Linked DNA regions of Homo sapiens: region 1 is linked to region 2. Evidence: chromatin contacts called from ENCODE Hi-C or POLR2A ChIA-PET data. All regions are on one chromosome and are shown on one strand. The core of a region is the stretch at or near the end of the contact, and the rest is flanking DNA. Distances in the headings are between cores, read along the strand shown. Region 1 has its middle 9.1 kb from the start of ITGB6. Region 2 holds the start of RBMS1 (RNA binding motif single stranded interacting protein 1).

Evidence for each region. Hi-C counts contacts between places; a loop is a spot of excess contacts on that map. ChIA-PET counts read pairs that join two places held with the same protein, here RNA polymerase II (POLR2A). Pooled maps may share reads with other maps.
Region 1: a loop to region 2 is called in a pooled map, with 2.7 times the contacts of the local background. The contact joins the enhancer-like site here to the promoter of RBMS1 in region 2. A Hi-C loop is called at or near these places in 1 of 168 maps with a recorded cell type or tissue (posterior vena cava) and 14 of 50 pooled maps. POLR2A ChIA-PET finds 5 or more read pairs at or near these places in 1 of 52 experiments (PC-9).

Annotation. Positions count from the first base shown.
Region 1 is chr2:160,206,397-160,212,337 of GRCh38, forward strand. No RefSeq gene overlaps it. Among named protein-coding and RNA genes, the nearest start is that of ITGB6, 9.1 kb to the left of the region's middle. RefSeq lists enhancers at 3,173-3,262, 3,403-3,472, 4,123-4,172. Within about 2 kb of position 4,404, at least 7 of the 41 ENCODE cell types and tissues checked have a DNase peak (open chromatin) inside an H3K27ac peak, as active enhancers do; they include PC-9, where a contact is called at or near this core.
Region 2 is chr2:160,489,796-160,495,243 of GRCh38, forward strand. RBMS1 (RNA binding motif single stranded interacting protein 1) reads right to left here and starts at 4,012. Exons shown (of 14, transcript NM_016836.4): 1 at 3,494-4,012. The coding sequence starts at 3,568. RefSeq lists an enhancer at 3,553-4,073 and a silencer at 4,260-4,439.

The sequences.
Region 1 (5,941 bases), core at 3,154-5,653, 280 kb before region 2:
AACAATAACTGTCCATTTCCCCTCCACCAACCCCCAGCACCCAGCATTCTACTTTCTGTCTCCATGAGTCTGACTACTCCAGGTGCATCACATAAGTGGAAACATATTTGTCCTTTTGTGGGAATGGCCTATTTCATGTTAGCATAATGTCTTTAGGGTTCATCCATGTAGTGGTATGTGTCAGCATTTCCTTCCTTTTAAAGGCTGAATAATATTCCGCTGTATGGATATACCACATTTTGATGGCTTAATCATCTGTCAATGGATGTGCTGTTTCCAGCTTTTGGCCCTTGTGAAGAGTACTGCGATGAACATTGGCATAGGGATATCCATTTGAGTCCGGCACTTACTTTTTAAAGCCATCATGATGCCCATAATGGGAGGAAGCTGAGTGTAGTGGGAAGAGTTTGGTTTTGGACGTAGGGAGTCCTGGGTTCAAAATTGCAGTCCTGCCAGGTCCTCCTGTCTATCTGTGGGGAGAGTGTTTATCTCTGAACACTTTACTTTTGAGACTATGAAAAAGGGATAATATCCACCTTTCAGTAATATGGCGAAGATTTCATTACACCATTTTGGGATGAGTCCAGGTTTTGTGGGGCCTAAAGATTATACCTTTTGGGAGGCCTTCTTTAAGAAAAGAAATGCAGGCCAGATGTGGTGGCTCACACCTGTAATCCCAGCACTTTGGGAGGCCAAGGCAGGTGGATCATTTGAGGTCAGGAATTCGAGACTAGCCTGGCCAACATGGTGAATCCCCATCTCTACAAAAAATACAAAAATTAGTCAGGCATGGTGGCACGTGCCTATTGTCCCAGCTACTTGGGAGGCTGAGGCAGGAGAACTACTCGAACCCAGGAGCAGAGGTTGAAGTGAGCCAAGATTGCACCACTGCACTCCAGCCTGGGCAACAGAGCGAGATCTCTCAAAAAAAAAAAAAAGAAATGCAAAACTGGAAATAAATCATGTGTGAAAGTGTATATTTATTTCAAATCAGGGGGGAAAACCCATGACAACAGATTACTGAAAGCTTGAAAATTCCAGTCTCTTTGTTTCTTAACATCACCTCAGGCACTTCACCAGAAATGCTTTCTAAAAAACGCTTCCCGATGGTAATCTGGCTTCCATCCCACCTGGAGCCACCCGCAGCTCCCAGATACTCCCAGGCACCTGTGCACACTGGAGCCTAGGTTGAAGCTCTCTCAGTTTCCTGTAAACCCTCCTTTGGTTTCACTTGGGATGCATGTTTATTGTTGCTCATTTTAGTGAGAACTTACCAAGTGCCCGGCATCATTCAATATTGTATTAGGGTAGCCCTATTTTGTTCTCACAAGGCCCCAATAAAATGGGGACTATTCTATTTTCATTTACCAGATAAGGAAACTGAGGCATGGAAAAGTTACACAACTTTCCCTCACTGCTCAGAAAACAGGGCCCTGGAGACAGATCGCTACCCTCCCACCTGAGTTCAGAATCACCCTGCAAACCGCCTCCTGGTAGATAAGAGATGTACAAAGAATCATCAAAAAGATGCCAACAAGAAGTGAAATTCCACGAGGAACTTGAAAAATATGTTCGCCTGTCTATCTCAGGGCTCTGGTTCCAGCTCTAGCTCTGTGTCTAGTGATTTCCTTTTGGGTTTGTTTGTTGCTTATCCTGTAGATCATTGGCTGCCAAAAATGAGACAAAGATGTGGTCCTGGATTGTACCATCTTTCTCTGCTTTAAAGTCAGTACAAATCACTTAAAAACAAAATGAAACAAAACATGTTGCCTGGCCCTTCAGGGGAAGCTGAGCCTGCTGGTCAGGAGCCAGGGCCTGGCATTGAGTCCAGGAGAGCACGACTGTGGGCATTTCCTGTGGTCGGGAGATGACTCAGGATGAACTCCGGCCTCTGAGCCACAGGCAGCCCCGGCACTTCACAGTTACCACCCACACCCCACCCTACTCTGGAGCCTGGCAGTCACACTGCCAGCTACAGGGAGCCTGTCCTGTGAGTTAGGCCTGCTCCAGAGGCCCATGCAGTCAGGGTTCAGAAATTATATTGAAGTCTAAAAGAATTGAACTCTTTCTGTCTTTTAGTTTGTGGAATAAATCCAAAGACGAGATTTTCCAGAAAAATACCATTGGATGTGAATTTATTCTGAATTGACTCTGAGAACTAGACTCGTTAGGCCCCTTTTTCCTATCTGTGAAACAAATAGCAAGACGTCACATGAACAAACACTGATTGCCGAGTGGTTCACTCATTCACAGCTTGCAGAGCTGCTGAGCCTTCTTTTTTCATTTACTCATTTATTGCTTCAGCAGCCGCCTGTGGAGACCCCACAATGGACCAGGCACTGTTCTGAGAGCACAGTGTTGATTAAAACCGACAGGGTCTCTGCCTCATGGAGCTTACATTCCAGTGGGAGAGACAGACAAGAAACACACGAACAAATAAAGATGTCAGATGGTAACAAATGCTGAGAAAAATAAAGGATGGCAAGGGGTCAGAGAGTGGCCAAGGTGGGGTGGCCAGCAAAGCCTCTCTGCTCAGGTGGTGTTTAGGCATAGCCTTGGGGAAAGGAGGGAGGGCATCGCAGGGCTCTCTGGAGGACAAGCAGTCCTGCCTGTGGGAAGAGCAAGTGCAAGGTCCTGGTACGGGATGGTTTGTGGACAAGCAAGGTGGCGAGCGAGGCTGAAGCAGAGTGAGTAGGTGAACTCAAGGAGTCCAGAGGAGATGAGCCAGACAGGCAAAGGGAAGAGGGCAGCTCATGAAGGAGGGGTGGGTTCGGGGGGGCGATGGTCAGGGCTCCAGATTTGTATTCTGAGTGAGAAGGGAAGCTTTTATGGAGTTTTGGTTGGACATGATGTAGCTTATAAGGTGGCAAGTATGCACAGACTATAAGACGATAAGGATGGAAGCTGGGGGGCCTTATTGCAGGCTGTTTCAGCAGAGATTATGACAGCTTGGTCTATGGTGGGAGTAAAGGAGGAAGTGAGAAGTGTTTGGATTCTGGATATATTTCCAAGATAGACATGATTTACAAACAGATTCCTCATAGGGAGGGAGAGAAATCAAGGGATCAACGATGACTCTAGCAGTTATTGAGGCCCTGAATCAATAACCCCACCATCACCACCAGGGTTCTCCAGCTGTTTCAGAGAGAGAATACCATCTGCTCATCAGCAGAGTCATCGGGAGCTCTAATCTGCTCTAACAACTTGGAGGGTCATGAGGAGTCATAACTCTGCAAAAAGCATTCCATGGTAGAACCAGAAAGGTCTGAACTATGCAGGCCAGTGCTGTATGGAGACTGTTTGTATGCTGTGTTAACATTCCTTCAGTCCAGTGGAGGTCTGATTAGCCAGCATCTTCTGTTCTGGAATTCCCCATGACTTTTTGGTTGCAAAAGAAAACCTGGAAAATCCCTGTGGTCCTCTAGTTCTCTCTAGCTGTGCTGATAGACTAATTGGGGTTAGTTTCAGTAACAAAAGTCTCCCCTAACAGAATAAAAAAATACTCCTCTTAAGAAGGCAGAAGAGATGGGTATATTTTCTTTTAAAAACTCCTTGGAAAGTGGAAGGACTTCAAACTTCTTTTGACCTTAAAGATGCAATTTATTCAGCTGCAACAATAGGGAAAGTTCTAATCCTTTAAAAAGCTGGGAGAAATGGTGGCCAGTAATTATTATCTTTTTATTGTTGTTTTTTTAGACAAGGCCTCACTCTATCACTGGGCTAGAGTGCAGTGGCATAATCCTAGCCTCACTACAGCCTTAAACTTTGGGGCTCAAGCGATCCTCCCACCTCAGTCTCCTAAGTAGCTGGGCACATGCCACCATGCCAAACTAATTAAAAAAATTTTTTATAAAGATGGAGGTCTTACTTTGTTGCCCAGGCTGGCCTAAAACTCTAGATCTCAAGTGATCCTCTTGCCTCAGCCAGTGATCATGTTTGAGGCACATCCTTGGGTGGGTCCGTGGAGGATTTATTACTTTTAACTGCCATTTTATGGAATTTTCTGATTGTTTCAGATGCATACTCAGTGAATCCTGTCAGTAAGTTTTCAGGGAATCAAATAGAGTAAAGGATTGGGTATGAGGTGAACACCCTAATCGTTAAAAAGGCTAAACAATAAATTATTCTAACAAGCTAATCAAAATGGCATTAACCTGGTGATGTCTCAAGACTTGGAAGTGGAGAAAGAAGAAAAGCCTTTAAAGCAAATTCAGCTGGCCTCTAATTAAAGACGGTGTGTCAGATTTTTACACCACAACAGACGTAACGAATCTATATATTGTTGGGCATAATTACTTCCAGACAAAAAGCGGCTCCGGTGAGCAGTCAGGTGTGAGGCTTGTTTGGGGAAGTATGAAAACCACCTGCCTGGGCTGCAATCTCTGTTGCGTCCTGACTACTCTGGCTGGAACTTTGCTGCTCCTGAGCCCAGGGCCCTTTCCTGGCACCCCCTAGCGGTTGAGGGTGTAACAACCGAGGCATGATGAAGCGAGAGGCTCACAGTAGTTTCAACATTTATTAAAGGAAGGAAATGAATCATTTTCTTTATATCAAGGAGTTCGATGTTTTAAAGTTTCAATCAAAACACAAATAGGAAAGTTTTTTGATAAAAGACAATTGCTGTTAGTTGCAAATATTGGGGGAGGGGCAAACATTCCCTATGCGTTGATGAAATTAAGTTATCTTGGACACCAATAGAGTAAGGCTCAGCAGCATGGAAAAGGCAGTTGTCAGCCCTGGTCTCAGTCCAGACCTTGGTGGATTGATTATTGGACATTTGTGGCATGGTATAGATTGGTCTTGAAATTGTTTAGGCCCTATTAGGCAACCAAAGATTAGGAAGACAGGATTTAAACGTTAACCAACAGAAGGATTTATTTTTATGAATGTTGCTGGAGGAGGAGCACAGCTTCCTAAAATGTGATCTGAAGTGAGCTGTTAATCCTTGCCCTGATAATGAAATGCTCCTGCAGTTTATTTAATATAGACTATTAAATCTTCCATCAGAAACTCACAATGTGCATTATAACCTATTAAACACTTCAAGAAGCCCCACAGGGAAGAAAATTGTTTACTTTTGTTTAACAATTAAACAAAAAACTATTTTCATTATCCTATGATAATATTGTAGTCAGATTTCTTAGGAAAAGGCGGGTGTGAATTCATGTGTTTACTGCTGCCTTTTTTGTGCATTCTGCAATTCAAAGATCTTTCAAGATGGGTTTTCCAGGAGACGATTCATTTTCCCAGGAAAGCCCAGAGAGGAGGTCCATTTTGATAATAGTTCAGATAAAACACTTGCAATAGTGATGGCTCATTATAAATTTCTGGACTCAGACCCAGCCTTATAACCTAGTATAGTTAACCTAGTGACTATAGCCCAGATACTACAGTTTTATTACTGAATGACGTAGACTGGTTTTCTTTGCGAAATGAATTTCGAATACGGCTATCTATTGTTTTCCTGTATCTTCTGGGCAGAGGATCCCAGTTGCTGCTTGCATCTGCCCTTGGTCTCTTTCTTTTTGGTACAATAGCCTGTCCTCAAGCTGTCATCTGCCTGTCTGTCCATCTACCCATCTTACTTGCAGAAGGTCCAGAAGAGTAGCTCCGTTAAGGAAACAGCATTCTCTTCCTAAGGTAGGAAGCATCTCTTCAGGTGAGAAAGTGTGCAGCATTTTTTCCAAACTTGGATTTTCTGCTGCTTTCTTATGATGCAGGCATCAGGCAAGGTGGGAGCAATCTGAATGAGTTTGGCTCTCTTCTGTTGACACCGTCATTCTTAAAATGACCAGTTTTATCAAGAGTGTGCTTCTTTCATTGTTGCAGTAATCTGAATGAATGTATATGTATATATATGGTCATTTGTCCACCTCCTGGGGTCAAAATAGTATATAAGAGTCACTGCAATTCATTCTGCTTGGTTTTCTAAGGAAAAAGT
Region 2 (5,448 bases), core at 2,762-5,261:
TAATTTTATAGAAATATATTCTTAGAACTATGTGAATAAAGATTACAACTGTCCCAAATTGCTTTCAGTTGGTACAAAATATGTAGCTAACTAATCATGGAAAGAAAATTTTGTACTTCCCTTTCTTCAAAAGAAACAGAATATTTCAATCCCCATAACTATTTACATACATGCACTGGCAATAATGTATGTTGTAGTATCTTTGAAATAAACAGACCATAATTCAAGGGTTGCTTTTACAATAAGTGAAATTAATGCAGCCACTGGTTGAAAATGTGTACATACAAATCTTTAAGTTAAAATATGTTAGATTATCAACATCTTTTTTCTGTGTAGCTAAAAGATGGATATTAAATTTAATATAATACAGCATAGGTCATTTTAAAATTGAGAAAATTATTTAGGACAATATGTGGTTATGTTTATAAAGCTACATCAAGCTACATTTCAGAATGAATGTGTCAGCTGATAAAAAGAACCTGCTGTGATAAGACCATCCTCACTGAGAAATAAAAAAAAAAAACAAAAAACCAACAGCATGTGAAATCAGGTTACTTGAAATTTATGTAACTCTACACCAAGGTATTATGAATATTATACAATCTCATTCATTTCCACTCATGTCCTGCTCTTCCATAGTACACTCAAGTTTATTTTACATTTCATGGAGACATATTACTTTTTCTAATGATTTTTTTTCTTTCTGTCAAAGTACAAAGCATACCAATATGGTCATTTGCTCCAATATAGCCCAACGGATGGTATTTTTTTATTAATAAAATGTGGAAGTAACTAGTATGTTTTTATGGGGAAAATTACAAAATAAGTTTACCAAAATAGACTGGATCACTAAAACAAGAAGAATGGTTTGGCATATATAACTTTTAAAAGTATGGTAACAAAACAAACTGTTAAGTTCCATTTTACCTGGTATTATCTGTTCCTTCTGATTAAAAGAATTAGATTTGAGAAAATCACATCTATCTCTTGAGTACAAATTAGCTATCACTTTTTAGATGACCATGCCATTCTTCAGTTTTTGATATAGCTTCCAAACAGAAGTTTCAAAATGACTCTGCCTAGCAAACACATCACTGTACTTTAAACAGAGTGATGTTTTCTATCCCATATTTTCGGAAGGTTAAAGCACACACAGAGGCAAGAATCATGACAGACAGCAGATCCTAAGAGAGTTTATTAACTCTTTAGGTAGATTAGGCAACACTTGTTTTTAAACTAACTACAAATCAAAGTCTTTTTTTTTTTAAATGATTCAACATTACTACCATGCTACCAACAGATACATAAGGGAGAGAAAAAAAAAAGGGCTGCCTGTTCCGAACTCTGCTTACCTAAAATTTGCATCTAGTCACGTGCCATTTTTAGAAGATGTCCCCTTCTGAGATAATCAAGATACTTGTACAACAGGGAATTTAGACTTAATTACCAAACTTTAATACCATGTTATATAGGTCAAGTGAGTATGTATACCTTTCTCCAGAAACAAAGGAATTCCGAATAATAGGATTTCAGATTTAATTGTAGAATTAGCAAAATGTTTTGAGAATGTCATTTACCGCAACACAAATCAATATTAAATGCTTTATGCAGGAAGCACACTTTCAGAAAATGGGCCGTAAAGCTTTCTGGGATCCGACCCTAATTACTAGAGCAGGCTCTTGCCGTTTGTCTCTCTCTTCAATTATTTACAGGGCAAAAAAGCCAAATGGCATTGCATTAGCTACATTAAATGGTATGGACTTGGTTTCTAACTTACTAATGGTATATAAAAATTACTAAGGTAAATGTGCCTGTAGAAACATGGCTTTTTTTCTTCCTCACCTGAGTGGGTGTATTTATTATTCATATTGTTAAGTGTTGAATAAGCTGTCCTTTAGGCACCCAATGCTGCATAATTTAAACAAGTGCATTAAATATATAAGATATCTAAAAGGTAGTGCATTGATTATGCCACAAAATTTCTTTGAACAGCTACCATGTAGCTCACAGAAAACTAGCATCTCCTGCAAGTTCCTAAAACAAATACTGTGAGAACTACACAGAGATGAATAAGGGGTATCCTTGCTGCTACCATCTTGCTGCTTTCTGGTGACCCAAAGTAAAGTGGGAATTGGGGGAAGTGAAAATGAGGCCCGGGATTGCTAGGACATTTCTGGTCTCGAAACTGACAAGTGTCCTTTTTACGTAGACAAATACAGGGCTATGTCGTAAGTACATGAAAACGTGGACCACACACATTCTAAGAAAGAAAAGGCTGAATCAGAGATTCTTTGTACCAGGCCGGAAATGCCCAACTACCAGCAAGCAGAGCATGATTACAACCTCCCAAAGAAAGTTCGGACACTGCATCCATACCTGATTCTTTTGTGATCTAGAAGGGCACCCAGAGTTGTGATAGATGTTAATGGCTGAAGAAGGCTGCTGCGTCCAACTTCCACCCTCCCAAATTCTGGCGGCTGCTTCCAAAGCAGTGAAATTTCCAGTCTTCATGGCCCAAATAATTTTTTTAAATGAGTTCGGGAGGCATCAAATTCTTATTGTAAAAATAAGATAGGCCCACTAACAAAGTACCCAGGGTCCCTAGAAAGCCAGGCGCAATTTGTATGGCTACATGTCATCAACTGTTGTTACCCAAGAGTGTGCCGAGGTCACTTTTTAAAAAGCAACATTGGAAATCGATCTGTGGCAAACATATAAGCTAGTTTTGTTTTTGTTTCTTTTTTAACCAAATACGAAGTCACTTCTTTCTCTGCACTGAAATCTGCCCATTGTCCCTCCTTTGCAAAACCTCTAGAGATTAGAAGGGACATCAATGAACGCGAGTGAACTTTGGCCACTTTTCTACCCAAAACACCAGCGTAAAAGTAGAAATCAGTAACCAGGTGAAGTGCCACACCGCACAAAGATCAGAGGCGAGGGGCGGGCGCTCAGGGCCGGAGGCGGGGAGGAAAATATCCCGGCCCCGCCGCCCCTCCAGCCCCAGTCATCGCGTGCGCGGGAGGTGGAGGGGCGTCCCTGGGGGGCGGGAGGCTCCGCGCCACGGCGAGGGGAGCGAAGAGTTACAGCTTACAGGGCGAGGCCCTTGGAGAAGGGGTCGAAAAGCCGGGCCACCAGCGGATCCAGACGCGCACACCAGGCGACGGCCGCCGGCCAGCCAGGGCTCGGCGAGGGGCGCCGCTCGACCCCACGACCCTCCCCGCTGGCCGGGCCAGGAAGGGGCTGGTGGCTCTTTCCTGTCTAGTCTCTCCCCCCGCGGCTTTCTGTAACCCGATCCCCGCACTCCGCTCCCAGGGAAGCCGCCGCCCCGCGCGCCGCCCGGCTCTGCCCAGGCCAGCGCTATAGTTAGCAACCTTCCAGCAACTCCGCCCGGCGGTGGCGGGGGTTCGCCGCGCGCCCCCCTCCCCAGGCCTGACCCTGCGCGCGTCCCCGGGCCCCCTCCTCCGGCCGTCACCTCTCCCCGGCGCCCCTTTACCTTGGCTTGCAGATACTGGGGGTAATAGTAGGTGGCGTACTGAGGGTACATCTGCTGTTTCCACACTTTGCCCATGAAGCTGGAAGGGAGCCTGCCGTGCAGGGTCGCGGACACTTTGGGGTTTCCAAGTCTCGGGCTCTCCTGCCTCTCCCTTTCCGGCGGCGGCGGCAGCGGCGGCGGCGGCGGCGGCTGCTGCTGCTGCCGCTGCTCCACCTCCCAGCCGGGACCAGACGTCCTCCTCCTCCTCCTCCTCTTCCTCCTCCTCCTCCTCCTCCTCCTCCTCTTCCTCCTCCTCCTCCTCCTCCCAGGCAGAAAGAAAGACACTGCAGAGCGCAGAGGGCACCCCGGACAGGGCGCTCCCAAGGAGTTTCCTCCCGGAGCCCGACTGCTCCGGGGCTGCCAAGGGCTGGCGCGCTGGCCGCGGTCCGCTCGGGCGAGCCGGCTGCGCGGGGCTGAGAGGTGATCAATACAAGTGGAAAGTGCGGCAGCGGCGGCTGCGCTTGGTGCCAGGCGGCATCTGGGGTGGGTGCGCCCGATGTGGAGAGAGGAGAGGGGCTGGCGTTCCGAGGCCGTGGGGGAAGGGCGGGCGGGGGCGGGGCCTGGGCGCCGCCGAGCCCGGGACCCGCTGGAGGTGAGGGCTGAGTTTTAACCACTCCTCACCTCCCAGGCTCGCGGTTGGACGGGCGGAAGCCCTGTGAGTCCAGATCGCTTTGTGTCGGGGGTGGGGAAATGGGAGTGGGAGTGGGGGTGGAGGGGGAATGCGGGGGGACCCAGCTTAAGAACTGCAGGGCGGGCACCTCTTTTGCTTTCCCGAGTTTTTATCTTCGTAAGGGGGAGGGGAAATAAGGGAAAAGAGGAAATCTGATTAATCGTTCACTTCCCACCGCCCAGTAATTTTTTTTCACAAGGGAAGGAAAATGATTTAATGCCCAACAAAGCTGGAGTCTGGACACCTGGGTTCTGTTCCTCCCACCCACCCCCGACCCGGGGCCACAAGACTAATCTAGGTGACCTTGGGAGGGTTAGCGTCCTTCGGTTTGGTTTTCCCAGATGTGAGACGTGAAATCATGCCCCTTGCACAAGGGGAGGCAAAGCACATACATACATACACACACACACACACACACACACACACCCCTCACAACATATAGACGGATCCTTCTAAGAGGGGGATGCCGCAAAGAGGCAGAATGTTATTAGAGGACACAATATAGACATCAGCTTTTCTCTGCCTCTTTCTAATGCTGCCAGACAGTCTGTCAACTCCCACTCAGGAGCAAGGAAACTCCCTGAGTTTGGAATATTTTAAGGCCATTTTGAAAGTCACGCTGGCATATTGTTGCAGTGTGCTTCAGTGACATATAAAATCAATCTCTCTTTCTGCCTCTCTCCATCTCCTAATTGTCACAGCTCTAGACAGCCTCAGACCAGCAGTGGTTCAGTTCACTACATAACTAGATATAATTTAATGGAATTAATTGGTCCCCGAAGCTGCCTGCAGAAGACTTTTATATTCCAGCTCAAAAAGAGAGCTAATACCAAAATGTACATACGGATAGCATAGGTAAGCAAGCATCCTCAAATTAGGGTTCCGGCACATCTAATAAAATGTAATAAAAAACTGTGTTTGTTATTAAATAGACCTTGTTTACTTTGTCATTTTGGTTTTTGAAGAGTCTTTTGTTAATAGCACAAGGTAAATTAAACTCAACTGGAATGCATTATTTTGTTAAACAGTTATTATTTTTATATGATAACATTTTAAAATAGGTTTAGTAAGATACTTTAAAACAATGACAAAATAAGGACCTGAAACCCTTATAATCGTTCTATGGTTTAGACAAATTTCTAGATCTTACATGTTTGACAAAAACAAAATAAATATAAGTATAGGTGAGAACATTTTGGCTCTGCCAGGAGGCAAATCATGTCCCTCTCATTTACCTATGTAAAAG